Regions from separate parts of the Homo sapiens genome. Here region 1 is linked to region 2. Evidence: chromatin loops called from intact Hi-C (ENCODE). Cell type or tissue: PC-9. All regions are shown on one strand. Each heading gives the region's core, and the rest is flanking DNA. Links, peaks and the distances in the headings are about the cores only.

The links. Hi-C counts contacts between places; a loop is a spot of excess contacts. Peaks named below come from ENCODE experiments on the same cell type or tissue, not always from the same donor. Only the 100,000 strongest peaks of a DNase experiment are listed, where the experiment ranks them.
Region 1: it touches region 2 in a loop (5-fold over the local background); 1 of 110 quality-filtered maps calls a loop at or near these places.

What each region holds. Positions count from the first base shown.
Region 1 is chr16:57,621,529-57,625,838 of GRCh38, forward strand. It overlaps a transcript of ADGRG1 not described here. Among named protein-coding and RNA genes, the nearest start is that of ADGRG1, 4.9 kb to the right of the region's middle. RefSeq lists enhancers at 741-1,595, 2,849-3,143. In PC-9, for the core only: no CTCF peak of the experiment used is centred there; DNase peaks (open chromatin) are centred at 543, 1,833, 2,203 and 2,963; H3K4me3 peaks cover 2,120 bases; H3K27ac peaks cover 3,610 bases.
Region 2 is chr16:57,814,943-57,819,254 of GRCh38, forward strand. It overlaps LOC388282 (a long non-coding RNA gene), which reads left to right. Exons shown (of 4, transcript NR_169553.1): 3 at 482-703; 4 at 1,278-2,010. It also overlaps a transcript of KIFC3 not described here. Among named protein-coding and RNA genes, the nearest start is that of KIFC3, 15 kb to the left of the region's middle. RefSeq lists an enhancer at 1,769-2,314. In PC-9, for the core only: no CTCF peak of the experiment used is centred there; DNase peaks (open chromatin) are centred at 1,569 and 3,849; H3K27ac peaks cover 2,107 bases.

The DNA of each region.
Region 1 (4,310 bases), core at 1-4,000, 190 kb before region 2:
ACGGGGAGATCAAAGCTGACCTCCAGGAACACTGTGGCATCGAGTGAGATGATACACAGTCCTTTCGAGTTGGAGCAAGTCCTGCCATCTTTGCACACTGCTGTGCCACCTTGTGGGTAGTCACTAAACCTCTCTGGGCCTCATTTGGCTCCCTTGGCACAGGAGCGACGATGCCTCACTGCCTGACCAGAGGCACCTGACACCAGGCCTGGCATCCGAGCAGCTGCCACTCAGACCTCACAGGCCAGGGCCAAGGGAGCTGCTGATGCAAGAGGCACAATTTTAGGGGCAAGAGCAGCAAGTAGGATGGTCTTGAGGTAAGGGGATGCTGGTGACCCCATGCCAAGGCTGGGACCCCTAGTTCAGGAAGGGAGGTTTCTACAGAGGAGTCAGAGGCCTCTTCTGCTGCCCTCTCCACTGGGGGAATTTGGATTTTAAAAGAGAACCCAAGCTGGGTGTGGTGGCCTACCTGTAATCCCAGCTCCTCGTGAGGCTCAGGTGGGAGGATCATGTGAGCCCAGGCGTTTGAGGCTGCAGGGAGCTCTGATTGCATCACTGCACTCCAGCCTGGGTGACAGAGCAGGATCCCGTCTCTAAAAAAAAAAAAAAACAAAACAAAAAACCAGAGAGAGAGTGGGGAGTTTATGCTAAACCAAAGATACAGCAGTGGCAGTGACAGAGGCTCTCTAAGATAGGCGGATACCTCCATTTTACACAGGAAGATACTGAGGCACAGAAAGCTCTAATTTGGTGCAAAATCTCATGATTGGCTATTCAGAGGGCTTCAGGGTGATGCTGGGTGGCGTCTAGGTGGAGTGATGGGCAGTTTTGAGCCCCCCAACCGCTGGGGCTCCTCCAGACAAGGCTGCTTCTAGCTGGGCGCCAGGTAGGGATCATCCCAGGAGCCACACTCGGAGGAGGGGCTGTGCTTCTGGCTCCAATACCCTGAGGTGCAGAGGACACCGTGACATGCAGGGATGTGTAGAGTCTCACCGAAGAACCCAGACTTCTGGACGCCCAGCCGTGCACACTGCAAGAGGGGCCCAGGCTGGCAGGCATGTGATTGGGTGAGGGAAGGGCTTATTAGAGGTGGCTCAGCCTTGCTCTGGGCTCAGGGGCTTCTGAAGGCTGGGGGCAGGGGTATGGCCAGAATGACCTGTTCTGGATGGATCCATCCTTCCTGCCAAGTGCTCTTGGGAGGCTAGGCAAAAGGTCAGACATTCCGTCATGCTTAGGAAGACGGGGCGGCCACACTGTCTACCTTCTATCTCAGGCAGCGGGGCACCCAGGCATGCCTTCCCCGCTGGGGAGGTCAGCAGGCGGGGGTGGACCTTGGAGGCCCAGCCAGCCTGAACCCTAAGGAACTGCATTCTGCAGTGGCCCTTTCCCGGCAGGGCAGGGACAGGGTGACCCTGGGGGAGGGAGAACGTCTGTCTGCATCTGGCTCAAGGCCATTTCTTGTTGGCATGTGGTCAAGTTGCCATTGGAACCAAGAAGATGGTATGGAGGGGCAAAGCAGGACTTAAATAAGGCAGCTCTAATCCTGTGTGACCTGAGTCAGTCCCTTTCCCTCTCTGAGTCTCAGTCTTCTCCTCTCACAAATGGGGCAAATCCTCCTTGACAGGGTTGTGGGGGAAAATGCAAGTCACCTGCCTAGCACAGGATAAGTGCTAAACAGGGGTTCACCTGCTCCAAGTCTAGAACCTTCCGGGGGTGGGGTGGATAGAGGCCAGTGCTGCAGCCAGGTGTGGACGCAGGAGCCCGACTGGCATCCGGGGAGTGCCTCCTCCCTGACCACAAGCTCCAGCGCTTTTGAAACCAGATGCAGGTTAAACATGGGCAGGGCACCTGCCGAGGCTCCACTCACCAAGGGAGCCAGTTAGATGGAGTCTGTCCTTGGAGCTCCAAATAAGGTATCAGAAAATGTCTTGGACCTGGTCATGCTCGCCCCTCCTGTGTGCCCGGCCTTTCATTCTATCATCTGAGCTGGCACCAAGGCTTGCATCCTAAGGCTGGTCCTGAAGCACCACTAGATTTGTCCCGTTTTAGCGATGAGGATGACCTTGCTTCCCCCGCATCTTGGCTAGGCCAGGCTCCCTGCTCTTTCCCTGACTGGGGGATGGGCAGTGGGTGGGGGAGGCGGGCCTAGGGAACCAGACACACAGCTCCCTTTGTGAAGGCGGCTGAGTCACATGTGCAACGCAATCCCTGCTGGGCCTGGGCCCTGAGGCGGGTGTGATGGGAGATGGCGTTATCATGGGACTATGGGTACCCCCACGCCTGTGTCCAGGAGGCTTTCCCACAGGAGATAGCAGGGAGGTGGCTGGGAACATTGGCCGCAAAACACATGGTCTGAGATCAGGTCCTGACTCTGTTGCCAACTTGCTGCAAAGCTTTGGGAAGTTCCTCTCTCTGAGCCTCAGTTTTCATCTCTGTTAAATGGGAACAATCATCACTGTTTTGTAGAGGAGGTAGTAGATGTGAAAGGGTTCTGCAAACTGCAAATGGTGGAGTTCTGGGCCTTTGGCATTCATGTGGACTTTATCATAATAATAATGATGTTGGCCAAGATTTATTGAGCACCTACTGTGTGCCTTGCATTGTGCTCAATGATTTATATGGTCACTCAGCTTGCAAGGGGAGAAGCCTGGATATGAACTGCTCTTGTCTAAAAAATACCCACCTCTGAGGCTGGGCGCAGTGGCTCACACCTGTAATCCCAGCGCTTTGGGAGGTCAAGGTGGGAGGATCGCTTGAGCTCAGGAGTTCAAGACTAGCGTGGGCAACGTATCAAGACCCTGTCTCTCCAAAAAAATACAAAAGTTAGCCTGGTGTGGTGGGGCATGCCTATAGTCCTAGCTACTTGAGAAGTTGAGGTGGGAGGATCGTTTGAGCCCAGGAGATTGAGGCTGTAGAGAGCTATGATTGCATCACTACATTCCAGCAAGGGCAACAGAGCGAGGCCCTGTCTCGAAAACAAAGAAAAAACCCACTTCTGAGCAGGCAGTGGTTGCTCATGGCCATTTGCACAGGTGGGGACAGCTCTTCACTGTTTGCTAGGCTGGTTCCCACTAAATGCTGCTGCTCTGGCCAGAGGGTTAGAGATAGAAAAAGGGGCTGAAGACCTCCTCCTAGCCCTCCCAGCCCCACCATGTCTTCCTACTCCCCCAGGCCTCAGTCACAGCAGACAATAAGGATGCCCTAACCCCTTATCCCTGTCCTGAGGCTCTCATGTTCTTGAAGATCTCCTCCTACCTCCCCGGCAGCCTCCTCTCTACCTCCTTTGCAGGCCCCTCTGAATAACAGTGCCCTGGCCAATGCATTGGGGTGCCCATTGTCTGCCAGGCCTGGGCTGCAAGATTTACGCATGTGGCCTCATTTAATCGGCCCAATAGAAGGTGCTATTTTGGTCCCCACTTGGCAGGCGAGGAGATAAATGGATGGAGAGATGCTTGCCCAAGTCATCCAGCTGGCCGGCTGGGAGTAGAGGCCAGCTGGCCTGAACCCAGAGTCTGTGATCACAGACTCCGGGCTCAGAGAGGGTGCAGCAGCATTGCCCCCTCTCCTCTGTCCCTCAAAACGAAGGGTTTCCTGCACCTTCAGCTTTCTGCTTTCCCCACACCATCTCTGGACTCCGTCGCCAGCCAATGATGCCATGACCTTCTCTGGGCCTGGCGACCCCAGTCCCTCACTGCTGAGCCCCAACGACGTGTTTCCAGCTGCCTTGGGAAGCAGGGGGGACCTGTGGCTTCCCCACATGACACAGAGCTGCCCCCATTCCATTGCACACAGGGCAGTCTCTTCTCTGCCTTCCGGATCTGCACCCCATCCTGTGCCCCGATTCTTCAGGGACGTTTCAGACATCTTCCCCCTCTCCTCGGTCCCCACCTTCACTTGTCGGGTTGTGGGGGGTGGGGTGTCCCAGCCCTTTTCCTGGTCTCTTGGACCAAAGTCTCCTCCCCCGCTCTTCCCCCATCTGCCTCCTTCGAGGCCCCATCCGGACCCAACTTCCCCTCTACTCCTCTGCCCATCCCTCCGCATCATTGCTGGTACAAGTCCCTGGCGTCTAGACCAGGGCTTCTCACACCTCCAATTCTGGAATCCCCTGGGCATCTTATTAAAATACACATTCAGATTCAGCAGGTCTCAGGCTATCTGTAGGTCTGAAGACCACATTTTGAGGGCTAATCAGGCCTCTCCCTACCCAAACATCTTCTCTGGCTCCCCAGTACCTTTGATTTAAGCCCAAACTCTACACTTTCAAAATCTTCCAGAATCTGCCCCTTGCTGCCCAGTTAGATCCCACTTCC
Region 2 (4,312 bases), core at 1-4,000:
CGCTATAAAACCTAGTGCACAGCAGACACTCAAACTCAGCAAAATTCAAATATGGCTGGAACTGAAACCAGCCTTAGGTAGGAAGGAATTTCAGAAACAGAGTTCTGCACATGCTCTAGGACACGCAGGCCTGGCCCTGTCCAGGCTGGGGTGATACCATCTTTGGAGGCTGATGCTGGCAGTCTGTTGTGGCTGGGAACTTGGGGTGACCTCCTTTTGCTTCTCACATCAGCCCTGTCTCTACCCACAGAAACAGACTCTGCCCAAACAAGTCCTGCAATGCACAGAGCCCGGTGGCAAACAAGCCACCTGGATAAATGGTGCCCAAGGCTGTGGGGGTCCTGGGAGGCTGACTGGAGGCAGAATTGTGCTCATTTGTAACCAGAGTAGCTCCGGGTTGCTTCTGTTAGCTCAAGGCCACAGGTACATCTCTGTGCTTAGAGATCCACACCGCACCCCACCACCGCCACGTGTTTTCTAGGATCCCCTCCAAGCATTTTCCAAAGCCCGAGGGGCTGCTTACAAGACTCTGCCCATCACCCCCAACCTGGCTGATCTGGGACCACATCAGCACCTGGCCTGACTCTTCTACCAGGATGCCCTCCAAGACCAACACTGATGCCTTAGTCACCCTCACCAGGGAGGCTGGGGGTGCCCCCACATGGCTGCTGCACCTGATGTTGGAAACGGAGGCTCCAAAAACGTAAGTGAAGTGGGTATTCCTGCTAAACACTCCACTCGGGGCCTGGGAGAAGGGGAGCAAATATCTGTCTACTCCCTCAACTCCACCCAGCCATGGCTTGTCCCACGGCCAAGTTGCCTGGGTCCTTGGGATCACCAACTTCTTCTGACTCTCTACACACACACCCCCAAACACCCCCAGACTCCTTTCCTGCCACTCCCCCACCTCAGGCACACATGCAGTGCTTGGTGCCTGGGTTAAGTCTGTGCCCTGTGGCGAGTGCTGCCCGGATACCCCGGGGTCCATTTGAGGATGAACTCGGCTGGGTCACCCCTGCTACAAACAGGCTTTTACATTCTTGAACTTCACCTGGGGTGAGGGTCTTCAGGAGTGCTGTCCCTTTTCCTCCTGAGGCCTCCTTGGTCCTGATGTTAGTGAGTGGCCATCCACGTACCCACAGGAAGGATGTGGTCAAATCCTCTTACCAGTGGCTCTGAACCATTTGACCTGCTACCTGAGCTGCTGGGGAGAGGAAAGGGGAGGGTGCTCCCACTTCTAATAGTTCATCAAGTTCTCACAACATCCCCATTCACAGGTGAGAAAACCGAGGCCCGGAAAGTGTCAACCCAAATCACGACACTCCTTGCCCCAAACCCAGAAGCCTGAGGAAGTAAGGAAGTGCGGTGGGATCTGTCTTCCCGTGTGTCTTCAGGATCCTGGGGCCTGCCCCTCCTGGCTTCCTCTTGAGGAAGGCCTCAGAAGACCCGCCTTTGGTCACAGGACAGAAGCTGGGCCAAGAGGCAAAGGTTTTGGCCGCCACAGGGGAAACTCTGGGCTCAGAGCTGCCGAAGTGACTCACGGGCCCTGCTGGGAAGCAGCTGACGTTCCTTGTCTGCGCCTTACAAAACCACACGGGCTGCGAGTGACAGCTGGCTGCTCTGAGTGGCGGAGGAATGTTGTTGCCAGACAGGTTCCTGAGGCATCTGCTGAGCTGTGCTCCAGAAACCAGCCCTGGGCAGCTGCCACACCAGGCAGCCTCCACCCCTCCCCACAACCAGGAGTCTTGGAGGGCACCCCCACCAACCTCAACAGAACTCTCCCCTCAGGGATCCGTGGAAGTCAGCCACTGCCACAGGGACAGCCACCCCTTCCAGGCAGGAGCTCATGGGAAACCAAGACCAGGGAACCCATCCCACCCCCAGTAAGACTTGAGGCCAGGGAGGTTGGAGGGGTCTCCCTGTGACCAAATCTGTGGCCATCACAACCGACCTTGAACCATAATACTAAGAATGATAACAATAATAATCACAGCTAACCCTTCACACTCACTACATGCCGGGCACCATGGCATGGAGCACTTTTTCTGAATTATCACATGCATTCATTTCCTGGGGCTGCCGTCGCAAACTGCCACAAACTGCATGGCTTAAAACAACAAAAACGTATTCTCTCGGCCAGGCGTGGTGGCTCACGCCTGTAATCCCAGCACTTTGGGAGGCTGAGGCGGGCAGATAACCTGAGGTCAGGAGTTTGAGAGCAGCCTGGCCAACATGGCGAAACCCTGTCTCTACTAAAAATACAGAAATTAGCCGGGCATGGTGGTAGGAGCCTGTAGTCCCAGCTACTCAGGAGGCTGAGGCAGGAGAATCGTTTGAACCCAGGAGGTAGAGGTTGCAATAAGCTGAGATCGCACCATTGCACTCCAGCCTGGGTGACAGAGAGAGACTCTGTCTCAACAGAAAAAAAAAAAGAGAAGAAAGAAAAGAAAAAGAAAAAGGACTGTATTCTCTTACAGCTCTAGAGGCCAGAAATCCAAACCCATGGTGTCAGTGGGGCCACACTCCTCCTGAAGGCCTAGGAGAGAATCCTTCTTTTCCTCTTCCAGCTTCTGCTGGAGGCGGGCGATCTTCAGTGCACCTCGGCTTATGGGCATGTCACACCAGTCTCTTTCCACCTGCACATGGTGTTCTCTCTGTTTATCTGTCTCTGTGTCCAAATCTCCCTCTTCTTAGGAGGACACCAGTCATATTGGACTTAAGGCCTACGCTAATCCAGTATGACCTCTGCATACCTCTGCAAAGGCCCAAAAAGGTTCCAAATAAGGTCATATTCCCAGGGTTCCAGGTGGATATAAATTTGGGGGAACATTATTCAACTCAATACACCATGTGTAATCTTCTTAATAAGACTGATATTGCTTTTATCCTCATCTTACAGATAAGAGGCTCAGAGAGGTTAAGCAACTTGCCAGAAATCACCCAGCCTCTGATTCTAGAATCCACACTACATTGTCTCACCCATCACCATCATCATCACCATCTCCTCACAGAAGCTTAGCATTTCATCACTTACAAAGCTTCTCCTGGCCATTGTCACATTTTCTTTCTTTCTTTTTTTTTTTTTTTGTTCTTTTCTATGTTTTGAGACAGAGTCTCACTTTTTTGCCCAGGCTGGAGTGCAGTGGCGTGATCTCTGCTCACTGCACCCTCCACCTCTATCTTTAGTAGAGATGGAATTTCACCATGTTGGCCAGGCTGGTCTCGAACTCCTGACCCCAAGTGGTCTGCCTGCCTTAGCTTCCCAAAGTGCTGGGATTACAGGCATGAGCCACCATGCCTGGTCTATTGTTACATTTTCTTCTTGCCAACAAAACCTTGAGGGGCTTGGGAAACAGTTGGTAAGGAAACAGTGGGTTCCATTAATTAACGTATCCATGGTCATATAGCTAACAAGAGGAAGGTCTTTTTGGTTTTCTTTTGAGAATGGATATCCCTCTGTCACCCAGGCTGGAGTACAGTGGCACAATCACAGCTCACTGCAGTGTTGACCTCCCAGGCTCAAGTGATCCTCCCACCTCAGCCTCTCCAATAGCGGGGATTATAGGCATGTGCTACGAAGCCCAGCTAATTTACTTTTTTGTGGAGACTGGATCTCACTATGTTGCCCAGTCTGGTCTCAAACTCCTGGGCTCAAGGGATCCTCCTGCCTCGGCCTCCCAAAGTGCTGGGATTATAGGTGTGAACCACCAGCCTGGCTGAGTGGCAGGTCTTTTGACCCCCAGATCCAGTATACTGCACTATGTAGGCTCCAAATGGAGACCTCGTGGGAACGTTCCAAGGCTTTGTAAGCTCCTCGAGGCTATTTGCCCAGCGTGGTCAATGCCATTGCTGTGTTTACTGATAACACCCACTTCAGCTACACCTGCCAAGCTCATAAAACATATTGTAAACCTGCTGCTTAAATTTACCTCCTCAAATATCAGCTCCTCATCCCCTGTCTGTTCTCTGCCAGCAGCAAGGCCAGCTATTTGAGCAGTGACAATGTGGAGAAAATCCAAGAATCCAGGGGGCCCTCACAGCTCACAGCTGAGCCACGGAGTCTGGGGAGACAGTAGCAGGTGTGGCAGGTGCTGTTCCTCCAGTTGCTGCCAGCCAAGAAGGGACGAGATACAGGCACAGCCCCACTGTCAGCCCCACTGTCAGCCCCACCCCAGACGTAGCTCCAGAACGGTCCAGTGTCTTCACGTTGAATGCTCACAAGGGTCCCACAAAATCCGTACTATTGGCTGGGCATGGTGGCTCACGCATGTACTCCCAGTACTTTGGGAGGCCGAGACAGGAGGATCACTTG